Regions from separate parts of the Homo sapiens genome. Here region 1 is linked to region 2. Evidence: chromatin loops called from intact Hi-C (ENCODE). Cell type or tissue: endothelial cell of umbilical vein. All regions are shown on one strand. Links, peaks and the distances in the headings refer to the core of each region. The heading gives the core; the rest is flanking DNA.

Region 1 (8,608 bases), core at 1,759-6,758, 240 kb after region 2:
ATTAATTTGTCAGTTAGCAGTGATGAGATGCAATGGGTTTTCCATGCCCCTGTAGGGGCCTCCCATGGGATGTAGGACACGAAACTCAGAGGCTCTCCTCGGTAGAAGATGCAATATATTAGTCATTAAGTACCCGAAAGCATTTCCTAAAACTTCTTTTATAATATGGTATTTATAAGAGTAGTATTATAAAATTATATTTATAAAATGGTATTATTTTATAGAATGGTGTTTGGTAAACTACCTTTTTACCACACAGGTTTTTAGACTCAAAATTTAGTGTTAAAATTATCTCCTCCAAAAACAATAGCTTAAATCCAAAATTAGCAGTAGGTAAATAATCCCATTCTAACAATGAGAGAAAAACCGTAAAGTTAGAGTATCTTAAGAAAGAATATTTTGGAAAGAAGTACGTCAGCTTTAATTTCTAATTTACTAAAAGGATTAGTACTCAGTTAAGTTTAAAAACACCACATTACTTCCTTAATGTTTCAGATCCCAAAATGAAATACTGAATATCTTATATAAAAAAAAAGTCATGGCCATTGAAATTGTTGTGGTGCTATTGATTGCTAGTCTTTATGTGTATTCTGTTATGCTCTAGAAATATTGATTTAAAAACCAAATAGCAATAGAATTTTTAGCTTGATGATTCATAGAAAACATGGGCAGTAAGAAAAAAAATCTATACACTTTACATACTCCCTTATTAAAACACTTGAAAATTCTAATTTTAGGAAGTTTTCAAAAATCAATATTTAAGAAAGATTTTAAATGTTTATTTACAATGGTCCCAGATTTTATTGATGTAGGTAATAACTGTTATCTGGTACACATCTTTAGAACCAGAAGACTGAGTTTATGTCCTGGTTCTGCCACTTCATTTTGGGACCTTAAGAAAGCCACTTAAACTCTCTTAATCTTAACTTCCTCTTTTTTAAAAAAATACTAATTCCAAACTTCTTCATAGTGATGTTATAAATACCCAATAAGTTTAATTATAATAATGCACTTTGTAAACATAGCCAAAGGTTACTTTTTCTAATTATTACATGTGTAAATCACTTTTTTTGTATATTTTTAATACTAACTTACTTTTTTTTTTTTTTGCTCCTCTACAGGATTTAATATTGGGCAAAGCCATTTCATTCCCTTAGACTGGTCTTCAAACTGGAATGTGTATCTCCTTGAGAGTACCTGAACACTCCAAATGGTATATGATAATTTATAATTGCAAAGGAATCAATTTCCAGCTCCTAAACTTCTATATGTGCCCTTTCTTAGCATAATGTAGGTTCTTCTTTCCCATTTCCCTTTTCACAGTAGACTTACTCTTATTTCAAAAAGAAAAAAATTTAAGCATATGTCCCTAATACATCCAGAATCTTACCACAATATACCGGACAAGAATGTAAAAACTCAGGGCAACCAAATAAAGGAATATTTGAAAGTATTTTGTTTAGGGAAGCCTTATTTAATGCATAATCAAGGCACTAGAGTTTGATGAGGTGACATATGGATATTGTCTAACACTATATTTGGCCATAAGCAGAGCTCATTCCATGTAATATTTACTTTCTTAATTCATATTTCAAAATTCCCCTTACTTAATGGATACTTACTATTGGATAAATGCTTTAGAGGAGGCGGGGGATTCAGTGTGTGACCATACTTAACAACCCTTTGGAAATATGTACTTTATATATTACTTATAATAGAAGCTATTTGTTAAGAGCATATTTTGTCTCATGCTTACTGATTTATAAATGATCCTTCATCCCCCATGGTTCTGCAAGGTATGTATTTTAATATCTTGAGATTAGAAGACATACATTCATACAGATAACAAAGTCAGGATATTCACCCAGTTCTTTTTGATTAATGGTGTATTGATGAGCAAGATGGTGGGGTAGAAGGCTCCACCAATCAACCCCCCAACCCCCTGCCACAAGGACACCTATCTACACACAAGAAGCACCTTCATAAGAACCAAAAATCAGGTGAACACTCTTAGTACCTGGTTTTAACTTCATATCGCTGAAAGAGTCACTGAAGAGGTGGGAAAAACCTTCTCGAATCACCAACAATGCCCCTGCTCTATCCCCTGGCAGCAGCAGCCTGGTGCAGACAGTGTTTCTTCGTGCTGGGGAAAGGGATATTTATTGCAGCATCAGTGAGGCAATGTACTCAGTGCTGCCCTATTAAAACAGAAAACAAAACCAGACAAAAGTCAGCGGATGCCCGCCCATGGAGAGAGCAATTAAATCAGCCATAGCAAGAGGGGAATCACCAATCCCAGTGGTGCAAACTTCAGTTCCCATAAGCCTAGCCATCACAGGTTAACATGCTTTGGGGCCCTACATAAACTTGAAAGGCAGTCTAGGCCACAAGGACTGGAACTTCCAGGCAAGTCCTAGTGCTGAACTGGGCCCAGAGACAGTGGACTGATGGGGCATGCAACCTACTGAGACACCAGCCAGGGGCAGCTAAGGGAGTGTGGGTATCACCTCTCCCCTAAACCCAGGCTGCTCAGCTCCAAAAGAGACCCCTTCCTTCTGCTTGAGGAGAGGAGAGGTAAGAGTGAGGAGGACTTTTTCTTGCATCTTAGATACCAGCTTAGCCACAGCAGGATAGGGCATCAGTCAGCATCATGAGGCTCTTATTCGAGGCCCTAGCTCCTGGATGACATTCCTAGACATACCCTGGGCCAGAAGAAAACCTGCTGCCTTGAAGAGAAGCACTCAGTTCTGGCAGTATTCCTCCTCTGCTAACTGAAGAGCCCTTGAGCCCTGAATAACCAGCAGTGATACCCAGGTACTATGTTAAAGGCCATGAGTGAGCCTATAAGACTTGCTGGCTTCAGGTGAGACTCAGCATATTACCAGCTGTGGTGGCTATGGGGAAAAACTCCTTCCACTTGAGAAGAGCAGAAGAAAAAGCAAAGGATATTGCTTTTTCTATTTATTCAAATATCATTTGTCTTGCACCTTAGGTACCAACACTGCCACAGGGGTGTAGAACATCAAGCAGGCTCTTGGGGTCCTAGATTGCAGGACTTGACTCTTGGATGGTATTTCTGGACTTGCCCTGAGTCAGATGGGAGCCCACTGCCCTGAAGGGTGAGTCCAAGGCCAGGTAGCATTCACCACAAGCTGACTAAAGAGCCCTTGGGCCTTAAGGGAACAACATTATTAGTCTGGCAGTATTCCCTGTGGGCTAGACATGGTGGTGACCATGGGGTGAGGCTCCTCTGTCTTTGGAAAGGGGAGGGAAGAGTAGGAAGGACTGTGTCTTGTGGTTTGAGTTCCAGCTTAGCTGCAGTATAAGAAAACACCAGGCAGACTTCTAAGGTTTTTTACTCTAGTTGCTGGCTTCCAGATAGCACTTCTGGTCCTGCCCAGGGCCAGCAGGAATTCACTACCCTGAAGGGAAGGACACAAGCCTTGCTGGCTTTGCCACCTGCTGACTGTAGAGCCCCATGGCCTTTACGAATTAATTATAGACTGTAGCCAGGAAGTTACAGCAGGCCTTAGGTGAGACCCGGTGCTGTGCTGGCTTCAGGTGTGACCTAGTACGGCCCTAGTCATCATGGCCACAGGGGTGCTTGTGTCACACCACCCACAGCTCCAAGTGGCTCAGAACAGAGAAAAAGATTCCATTCACTTGGGAGAGAGTAAGGGAAGAGAACAAGAGTCTCTGCCTGGTAATCCAGAGAATTCTTCTGGATCTTGCCCAAGACCATCAAGGTAGTACCTTTATGAGTCTGCAAGAACCCCAGCATTACTGGGCTTGGGATGCCCCCTAGAGTGGATACAGCTTAGATCATAACATGCAAATTCTTTCAAATATCTGGAATGCCTACCCAATAAGGACAGCTAAAACAAGCCCAGACTGAGAAGACTACAATAAATACCTAACTTTTCAATGCCTAGACACCAAAGAACATCTATAAACATCAACACCATCCAGGAAAACATTACCTCACCAAATGAACTAAATAAGGCACCAAGGACCAAACCTGGAGAAACAGAGATATGTGACCTTTGAGACAGATAATTCAAAACAGCTGTATTGAGAAACTCAAAGAAATTCAAGATAACACAGAGAAGGAATTCAGAATTTTATCAGTTAATTTAACAAAGAGATTGAAATAACTAAAAAGAATTAAGCAGAAATTCTGATGCTGAAAAATGCAATTGGCATACTGAAGAATGCATAAGAGTCTTTTAATATCAGAATTGATCAATCAGAAGACAGAATTGCTGAGTTTGAAGACAGGCTATTTGAAAATACACAGCCAGAGTAGACAAAAGAAAAAAATAATGAAAACCAATGAGACATCCCTACAGGATCTAAAAAATAACCTCGAAAAGGAAAATCTAAGAGTTATTGGCTTTAAAGAGGATGCAGAGTAAGAGATAGAGGTAGAAAGTTTATTCAAAGGGATAATAATGATAGCTTCCCAAACTTAGAGAAAGATATCAATATCTGAGTACAAGAAGGTTATAGAACACCAAGCCAATTTAATCCAAAGAGTACTACCTCAAGGTATTTAATAATCAAACTCCCACAGGTCAAGGATAAATAAAAAAATTCTAAAAGCAACAAGACAGAAATAAATAATATACAATGGAGCTTCAATACATCTGGCAGCAGACTTTTCAGTGGGAACCTTACAGGCCAGGAGAGTGGCATGACATATTTAAAGTGCTGAAGGAAAAAAATCTTTTCCCCTAGAATAGTATATCCAGCAAAAATATCCTTCAAACATGAAGGAGAAATAAAGACTTTCCCAGACAATAAGCCTTTCCCAAACTGAAAGCCTTTCTTCTAAGATCTGGAAAATGATAAGGATGCCCACTTTCACAACTTTATTCAGCAAATACTAGAAGTCCTAACTAGAGAAATCAGATGAGAGAAATAAATAAAGGGCATCCAAATTGGAAAGGAAGAAGTCAAATTATCCTTGTTTTCAGATTATATGATCTTATATTTGGAAAAACCTAAAGACTCCACCAAAAAACTATTAGAACTAATAGACAAATTCAGTAAAGTTACAGGATACGAAATCAACATACAAAAATCGGTACCATTTTTATATGCCAACAGTGAAGAATCTGAAAAAGAAATCAAAAAGTAATCCTATTTACAATAGCCACAAATAAATTTAAATACCTAGGAAAGAACTTAACCAAAGAAGTGAAAGATCTCTATAATGAAAACATAAAACATTGATGAAAGAAATTGAAGGTGACACCAAAAAATGAAAAGATATTTCATTTGTATGGATTGGAAAAATCAATATTGTTAAAATGTTCATACTACTCAAAGCAATCTACAGATTCAATGCAATCCCTATCAAAATACCAATGACATTCTTCACAGAAATAGAAAAAAAAAACTCTAAAATTTATATGGAACCAGAAAAGACCCAGAATAGCCAAAGCTATCCTATACAAAACAACAAAACTGGTGGAATCACATTACCTGCCTTCAAATTATAGTACAGAGCTAAGTCACCAAAGCAGCATGGTACTGGCATAAAAACAGACACATGGATAAATGGAACAGAATAGAGAACCCAGAAACAAATCCACACACCCACAGTGAATTCATTTTTGACAAAAGTGCCAAGAACATACACTGGGTAGAAGACAGTCTCTTCAATAAATGATGCTGGGAAAACTGGATATCCACAGGCAGAAGAATGAAACTAGACCCTTATCCTTCTCTGTATACAAGAATCAAATCAAAATGGACTAAAGACTTAACTCTAAGAACTCAAATTATGAAACTACTACAAGAAAACATTGAGGAAACTCTCCAGGACATTGGTCTGGGCAAAACTTTCTTGAGTAATACCCAGGCAAGCACAGGCAACCAAAGCAAAAATGGACTAGTGGGATCACAACAAGTTAAAAATCTTCTGCACAGCAAAGGAAACAATCAACAAAGTGAATAGACAACCCACAGAACAGGAGAAAATATTTGCAAACTACCCATATGACAAGAAATTAATAACCATGTTTTATATAAGGAGCTTAAACAGCCTTAGAGGAAAAAAAATCTAATAATCTGATTAAACAATAGGCAAAAGATTTGAATATAAATTTCTCAAAAAACATACAAATGACCAACAGGCATAAGAAAAGGTGCTCAACATTACTGATCATCTGAGAAATGCAAATCAGAACTACAATGGGATATCATCTCACCCCAGTTAAAATGGCTTATATCTAAAAGACAGGCAATAACAAATGCTGCAACAGAGTAGAAAAAGGGAACCTTTGTACACTGTTGGTGGGAATGTAAATTGGTACAAACACTATGAAGAACAGTTTGGAAGTTCCTTAAAAAACTAATATTGAGCTACCATATGATCCAGCAGTGAGTTTACCCAATGGGTACATAGGCGTATATATTTATAGGGTACATGAGATATTTTGGTACAGGCATGCAATGTGTAATAATCATATCATGGAGAATGGGGTATTCATCCCCTCAAGCATTTATCCTTTGTATTACAAACAATTCAATTACACTCTTTTAGTAATGTATAATTAAGTTATTACTGACTATAGTCACCCTGTTGTGCTAGCAAATACTAGGTCTTATTCATTCTTTCTAACTGCTTTTAATGTAAGCATTAACCATCCCCACCTCCCCCACAATCCCCTACTACCCTTAGCAGACTCTGGCCACCATTGTTGGATACGCTATGCCCATGAGTTCAATTGTTTTGATTTTTAGATCCCACAAATCTGCCACTGTAGAACCAAAGGTGCTATAGACAATATGTAGACAAATACATGTGGCTGTGTTATAATAAAACTTTCTATTACTTGCTTATACAGCACATATATCAGAGACCATGCTCTTTTCTTTAGTCTGCTCTCAGAACACACTACTTTGTATAGAGTCCATTCTTTTTTTTAAAGATTTTTTATTTTAAAAATTAAAATACTAAACAATTTTTCAACAAATATAATGCATAATCAAAAATATTTTGTTCTAATTTATGTCCAATTCAGAAAATAATAAGTGGGAAAAAGGGAACATAGGGAAAACAGAGAAAGGGAGAAAGAGATACACAAAATCATGAAGGTAAAATAAACGGCGGGGAGAAATGCAAGAACAGGAACAAATGCAAACTTTAGGATGTAAAATCCCCAGGAACAGGGACATTTTCTGTCTTGTTCAGTGCTGCATTGCAGACACTACAATACAGCCTGGTTCATGGTTTTAGCTTCTAAGATAGTCTAGGGAGACAAATCTTTCCTAGCAGGAATAACAAGCCTTCATTCTAAGGATTAATTTAGATCATCAGACTATCTTCATTTTAAGTATCGTGGAAAACATTAGGAAGCAAAGTCCCTAATTATGTCTATAATTATGAAAAAAATCATATTTTAAAAAGTCTTTGGTAGCAAGAAAGACTGTAATATACTCAAAGACGGGAATGTTTTTCCACTTGTTTCTTTACTTATATCACTTGTTTTCTGTTTCTTTTAAGAAAGTAAACACTGCATTTTTTAGTTTATTTGGTATATATAGTTTTGCAAAATATGCATTTTTGTGCCTCTCTGTCTTTTTATTTCCTATTATTCCATTACTGTCTTTGCATTTGTATAGAGTCCATTCTAAGGAAAAGGTTCTTTTCTCTTCCTGCTTTACAGGTGTATGGGTAGCTGATTTTATGGTTGAGCTCTTTTACATACAGAATTTAGGTATTCATTACTGCACTATCTTAGAAGCCAAGGCTTCATGTCACTTGGAAATAGAAAATGAAGAGAGTGAGACGGTTGAGGGAGGAGGGTGATAAGTTTGATAACCATATTCTGAGAAGCTAGTTTGGCCTTAATGCATTAGCTCTCTCCCTTGCCCTCTTAACAGAAGCCAACTAATGATTTTCCATTTATTCCCACAAACACTTTCTCCTTTTCATTCTTTATAGCTAAGAGATAATGTGAGCACATTTCTCTCTTGGGCATGCATAGCAGAGTTAGGGCATCTCTTTTTATTACTGGCCTCCATCCTGAACAGAGACAACCAATGCTGGTTTCACTGGACTTGAAAAAAATCACATTCGTTATTTATGGACATGTCAATTTCTCCTTTGGATATAAGATGGTATGTTTGGAGATTTTCCATTTCCATAAAATTTCCTTAGAAACATTTGCCCTGCAGAATAATATGCTTGTATTGCAGATGAAAGAGTCTGGTATAAAGGTCATTCTGAAGGGTTTAGCTAAATGCAAATAAACTGAAACTACCATGGGCCACGTGTTAACTACATATAACTGATATTTTCTATTGTAGAAAGGAAATAAGCAAAAATAAAAAAAAATTTTACCCAATTCAGTGAGAAAAGCAATAACATATAATGCAAAATCTATTGATATTAGTAGATCAATTATTGAATTATTTATTCAGAATCTAGGAAATGCAGTTAAACTCTGCTCAATGTATATTTTTTATTGTGTCCATATAAAAAAGCTACTTTTACCTAATCCTAAGCCTTATGTATCTTAGAGAACCTCTGCTGCACAGAACCATACAACTGACAATTAACATGTAAGCAATAACATTTATTGCAAAAAGGATTCCA
Region 2 (5,000 bases), core at 1-5,000:
CTGCAGACATGTACGTGTGTGTTTTAAATAAATTGGACTTGAGAACATGGAGGAAAGATTGATTTTGCTTGAAAAAGAAAATAATTGGTGGAAAGGCTTCAGAGATTGAAATCAAACTGTTAGCTAAACCAGCACCTTTTGTTTCCTGAATTAAAACAGGACCATTCACCCAAGGAACTAAAAATACTGCTCTTCAAAATGTGCTGAATTAAGACTTTCCCAAACCTTAAATATATCCCAGTAGTAAGACTGCAACTTTGGCAATTATACCAGCTCTCTCAGAGCCTCAGCATACCATTTATAGGTTACTGCTTCAGGTTAAATATCAGAGAGAATTTGCTGACAGTATAGAATGGCCCATATTTGAATAAATTGCTGAAGAAAACTGTGGAATCTTTTCAAAATTCTCTAAAAATATCCCAGCAGCTATCAATCTGGGACCTAAAGATGAATTTATGTGACTTCTGGATTTCATGTCCATACTTATTGCTTAATATGCTGAATTATAGTGGTAGCATATTTCTTTTTTAAAATTAAGAGCTTTCTTATTATCCCATATTTCAGCTCCTAATATATTCCAGGCGCTCTCTTAGGCCTCAGAAATGCAGAAAGCAGTAAAACACAGTCCTTGTCCTCAAAGAATCAGAGGCCAGCGTGAGAACAGCACGTAACCCTATAAATGACTGAAGAGCATGTTACTGTAGAAAGTTCAAAAGGGAATTGGGGCACCTTCCCCAGGAGGTGAAATGTGAGTCAGTTTTGAGTGACAAATACAGGTAAGCTGCTAGATAAACCAGAGAAAGGATAACACCCTGCTCTTGAGGAAGCAAGATGACGTACCAGAATGAACTCAATGTGAAGTAGACATGGGCTCGAATCCCAAATCTGTTACCCATGCAAATTTGGGCGACTTGCTTCAGTTTTTCACTTGTGTGAGTGTCAGTGTGCACACATGTGCCACTTGGTGCATTATGCTGTTGCGGTGAGTTCTATTACTATTTCTATGCTTTTGTTGTTGTTTTTCCAATAAGAGGAGAAAGACACATTTCTATGGGTAGAGAATGCAAAATCCCATAAAAGGGTTCCCTCAGAACTGCACTTGACTTTAGTGGATGTAGTATAAACTGTCCACGCCCTAGGGAAACACTTTTCTACATCTCTCTTCCCAGTCCTCAGAACAAAAGGTCTTTATGTGTCAGTGCCTGAAGGTTTACGGGACTGTGCTGAAACTAACATCTGAGATGGATGGACGGACAGGGCTCCAGGGTACAGGGAAGGATTTTGGTAAAAGAAAAGACAAAGTATTTACTCAATTCTGCCCTCTCTGACAGAACTAAAGCAGAAGATTCTTGTATAATAACACACCATTTTCCACAAGTGCCAAGCGTCTGTTTTCTTATGTCTCTGTGTTCTTGTTTGCGATTCTCAAGAGAATCACAAATTGATGCAGTATGAATTGTTGCTTGCCACTTATTATATGGCAGAAGTTTATAAAAACACTAACAATCTAGGTTTGGCTACTTCATTTTAAAAAAAATACAAAGTCTTTGCAAATATTTTGAACACTTTTTTCTAAATTGAAATAAACTACATGTGAGATGCAACAATAAAATATTTAAAAATTAGAAAAAGGAAATAGAAAATATTTATATGAACACAAAGGAATTCATGCACAAACAAATGAGAACCTGCAGACTGGTCATTCTTATTTAGAAATAGTATCAAATGTAGTGAGAGAACTGATCAAATTAAGCATCATACTTCTGTTTTTAAAATTTTCTTCTAATATTTCACCATTGAAAAGATTGGGGGAAAAAAGAAACTTAAGTAAAACTCTAGGCATCTAGATATTGATTTGTAGGTGTTGAAAAGCAAAATATACATAACAGTAATCACTTGCTTAAGTTAAATACTTGGTAATTTTTTTCTGAGATCATGATAAGATCATGATGAGATCATGCATCATAGACAATCCCCTTATAATGCATGAACGTGATATATAACTTAATAATCTATTTCTTAATCCAGTATTCTTTAAGAGTTTTAATGACAATTAGGTTGCTACTGCCTCAGTAGAACCAAGTTTCTCCAGACTGAAAATAATTTAAAAATATTAGCTAGGAACTACAGTAATTCAAGTATGGTGGCCTAGTTTGGCAATACTGTGTATAAGAAACAAGTTCTCTGAACCATATAACTCATGATTGTGCTGAAATACAGGAAAGAAAAATAAGTGTTATGAGATAAAAATAATTAATGAGGCCAGGCACAGTGGCTCACAGCTGTAATCCTAGCTTTTTGGGAGGCCAAGGCAGGTGGATCATTTGAGGTCAGGAGTTCGAGACCAGCCTGGCCAACATGATGAAACCCCGTATCTACTAAAAATACAAAAATAAGCTGGGTGTGGTGGCATGTCTGTAATCCCAGCTACCTGGGAGGCTGAGGCAAGAGAATCACTTGAACCTGGGAGATGGAGATTGCAGTGAGCCAAGATCATGCCACTACACTCCAGCCTAGGCAACAGAGCGAGACTCCATCTTAAACAGAAAATAATAATAATAAATTGTATCTTTATTTTATTCTTTATTTTATTATTCACCCAAATATTATTGAGTCATTCAAAGACCATTTGTTATGCAAAATAATAATCAAATTCAATCACCATTGATATTTTGCCAACTTTCAGTCTTATAAAAACATATGTACACATTTTTTAAAAATTGTACTGTTATGAAGGTAGGAGGTTTATTAGTTTCTTATCACTGTAGTAACTAATTGCTGCAACTTTATGACTTAAAACAACACAAATATATTAAGGAGCAGTTCTGAAGGTCAGCAGTCTAAAATGGGCCAGCAAGGCACTCCCACTGGGGATCAAGGGAAGAATCCCTTTTCTTGCTTTTTCACAGCTTCTAGAGACTGCCCACTACCTCACTCATGGATTTGCACAACTCCAATTTTGGCTTCCTTTGTTACATCTCCTTCTCTGACTCTCCTGCCTCCTTCTTATAAAGACCCTTGTGATTTCATCGGACTAGATTATCTAGGATCACCACCCCATCTCAAGCCCTGAACTTAATCACATCTGCAAAGTCCCTTTATCTCATAATGTAACATAGTCACAGCTTCCTGGGATTGTGTGGGCTGATATCCTGCCTACCCAGAGTATAAAACATTTTCAGCTTGCTCTGTAAATTATAAATACATATATGATGTGTGGGCCTTCCATTTGTACTCCTGCTTCAGTCCCTGTAAATGTTGGGAATGGGCCTGATGTTTCCCAAAAACAATATCCTAGGTGACAGAAGGGTCTTAAGACAGTGGAAGTTAGAATTTGGACAGTGGAAGTTAGACACAGAAGAGAATTCCTGCTTCTCTCTTGGCTTACACCCTAAGGGCCCAAGACATGCTTAGGGTTGCCTCTAAATTCCAAAGGTAAAAAATGTTCCATGCCCGGTGGAGGTGGCCTGAGAGCTAGTCTCTGAGACCCACTGCAGATAGGGGGCTATGAAATGATGATGACTAAGCTAAATTATGATTTGTTATCATTTACTGAAAACCACCTATGAGTCAGACGTTTTGCTAAGTGCTTTCCATTCACCAACTCACTTAATTTCCACCATAGTCTTAAAAGGTAGATATTACTATTACCATCATTTAACAGATGCAGAGCCTTCCTATCAACGTGGTTGAGTGAAAAGCAGGAGTCAAAGTGTAGTTTGCCTGACTATAAAACTGGTGGGTTTATTTTTATTTTTATATTTTTATTTTTTTGAGACCAAGTTTTGCTCTTGTGACCCAGGTTGGAGTGCAATGGCATGATCTTGGCTCACTGAAACCTCCATCTCTGGGTTCAAGCAATTTTCCCTCCTCAGCCACCAGAGCAGCTGGGATTACAGGCACACACCACCATGCCTGGCTAATTTTTGTATTTTTTCAGTAGAGATGGGGATTCAGCATGTTGACCACGCTGATCTCAAACTCCTGACCTCAGGTGATCCACCCACCTCAGCCTCCCAAAGTGCTGGGATTACAGGCATGAGCCATCGCGCCTGGCCTAATTATACATTAATGTTAGGAATTCACTTTCTTTTTATGATGGAGAAGGCATTAGGTAGGAAAGCTAGTTTAAATGTTTTGACTGTGCCACAACAATTAAGGGTTAATTTGGTGTAAAGTGCTAAGTTGAGGAGGACTTCCTGAAGCTAATGGGGTGGTATCAAAAGTGATCAGTAAGTGATTCCCTAGGACAATGGTTCTCAAACTTTAGCGGGCCTCACAATCACCTGGAAGGCTTACTGAAACATGAACTGCAGGGTCCTACAATCAGGGTTCAAAATTTAATAGGTCTGGGGTAGAGCTAATCATTTTCATTTTTAACAAGTTCTCTAGTAATGCTAATATTCTGACGTGCGGACTACACTTTGAAAACACTGTCCTAAGAAAAGAAGGTCCCTTAGGAGAATCTCAGTAGACACGAGTGAAACCCACAGGTTTCAGCCATCGTTTTCCCTAAAGGGATATTCATCCTCCATTGCCAAACCTTAGAGTATCGGGATTTGTTTCCTCACAGTGGGATTCAAACCAAGCCCTAGAATTATACTTGGAATTTTTATGGCTAAAAAGGAGAAAATGAAACAGGCATTCTGCATCAAGTAGGAGGAAGAACATTGGGATCTATATATGGGGTAAAACAGGTAAAACAGGTAAAAGGTGAAAGAGCCTTTGGAGAGGTCAATTTAAAGCAATCATATTACCTCATTTCCGCATGGATTTTTACAGTTTTCAAAACACTTTGGCCTGCATCACCATTTTTCAAGTAGTTGTGGAGCACAGACTATTCACTCAGCAGTATGCTCAGAGTTTTAGGGAATAAAAAACAGAATGACTCTCATCATAAACTGCCTTAAATCAACTCAGGAGACAATGACTTACTTCCAGACCCTTCAGAACTATTGAAGTCCTGACGAGAGGTGACACTTTTTTTACTGGATCAAAAA

The links. Peaks named below come from ENCODE experiments on the same cell type or tissue, not always from the same donor. Only the 100,000 strongest peaks of a DNase experiment are listed, where the experiment ranks them.
Region 1: it touches region 2 in a loop (4-fold over the local background); 8 of 110 quality-filtered maps call a loop at or near these places.

The regions. Positions count from the first base shown.
Region 1 is chr1:65,713,203-65,721,810 of GRCh38, reverse strand. No RefSeq gene overlaps it. Among named protein-coding and RNA genes, the nearest start is that of PDE4B, 75 kb to the left of the region's middle. In endothelial cell of umbilical vein, for the core only: no CTCF peak of the experiment used is centred there; no DNase peak of the experiment used is centred there; H3K27me3 peaks cover 263 bases.
Region 2 is chr1:65,951,457-65,956,456 of GRCh38, reverse strand. All of the region lies in intron 3 of PDE4B (phosphodiesterase 4B), which reads right to left. Among named protein-coding and RNA genes, the nearest start is that of PDE4B-AS1, 97 kb to the left of the region's middle. In endothelial cell of umbilical vein, for the core only: no CTCF peak of the experiment used is centred there; a DNase peak (open chromatin) is centred at 3,096; H3K27ac peaks cover 1,115 bases.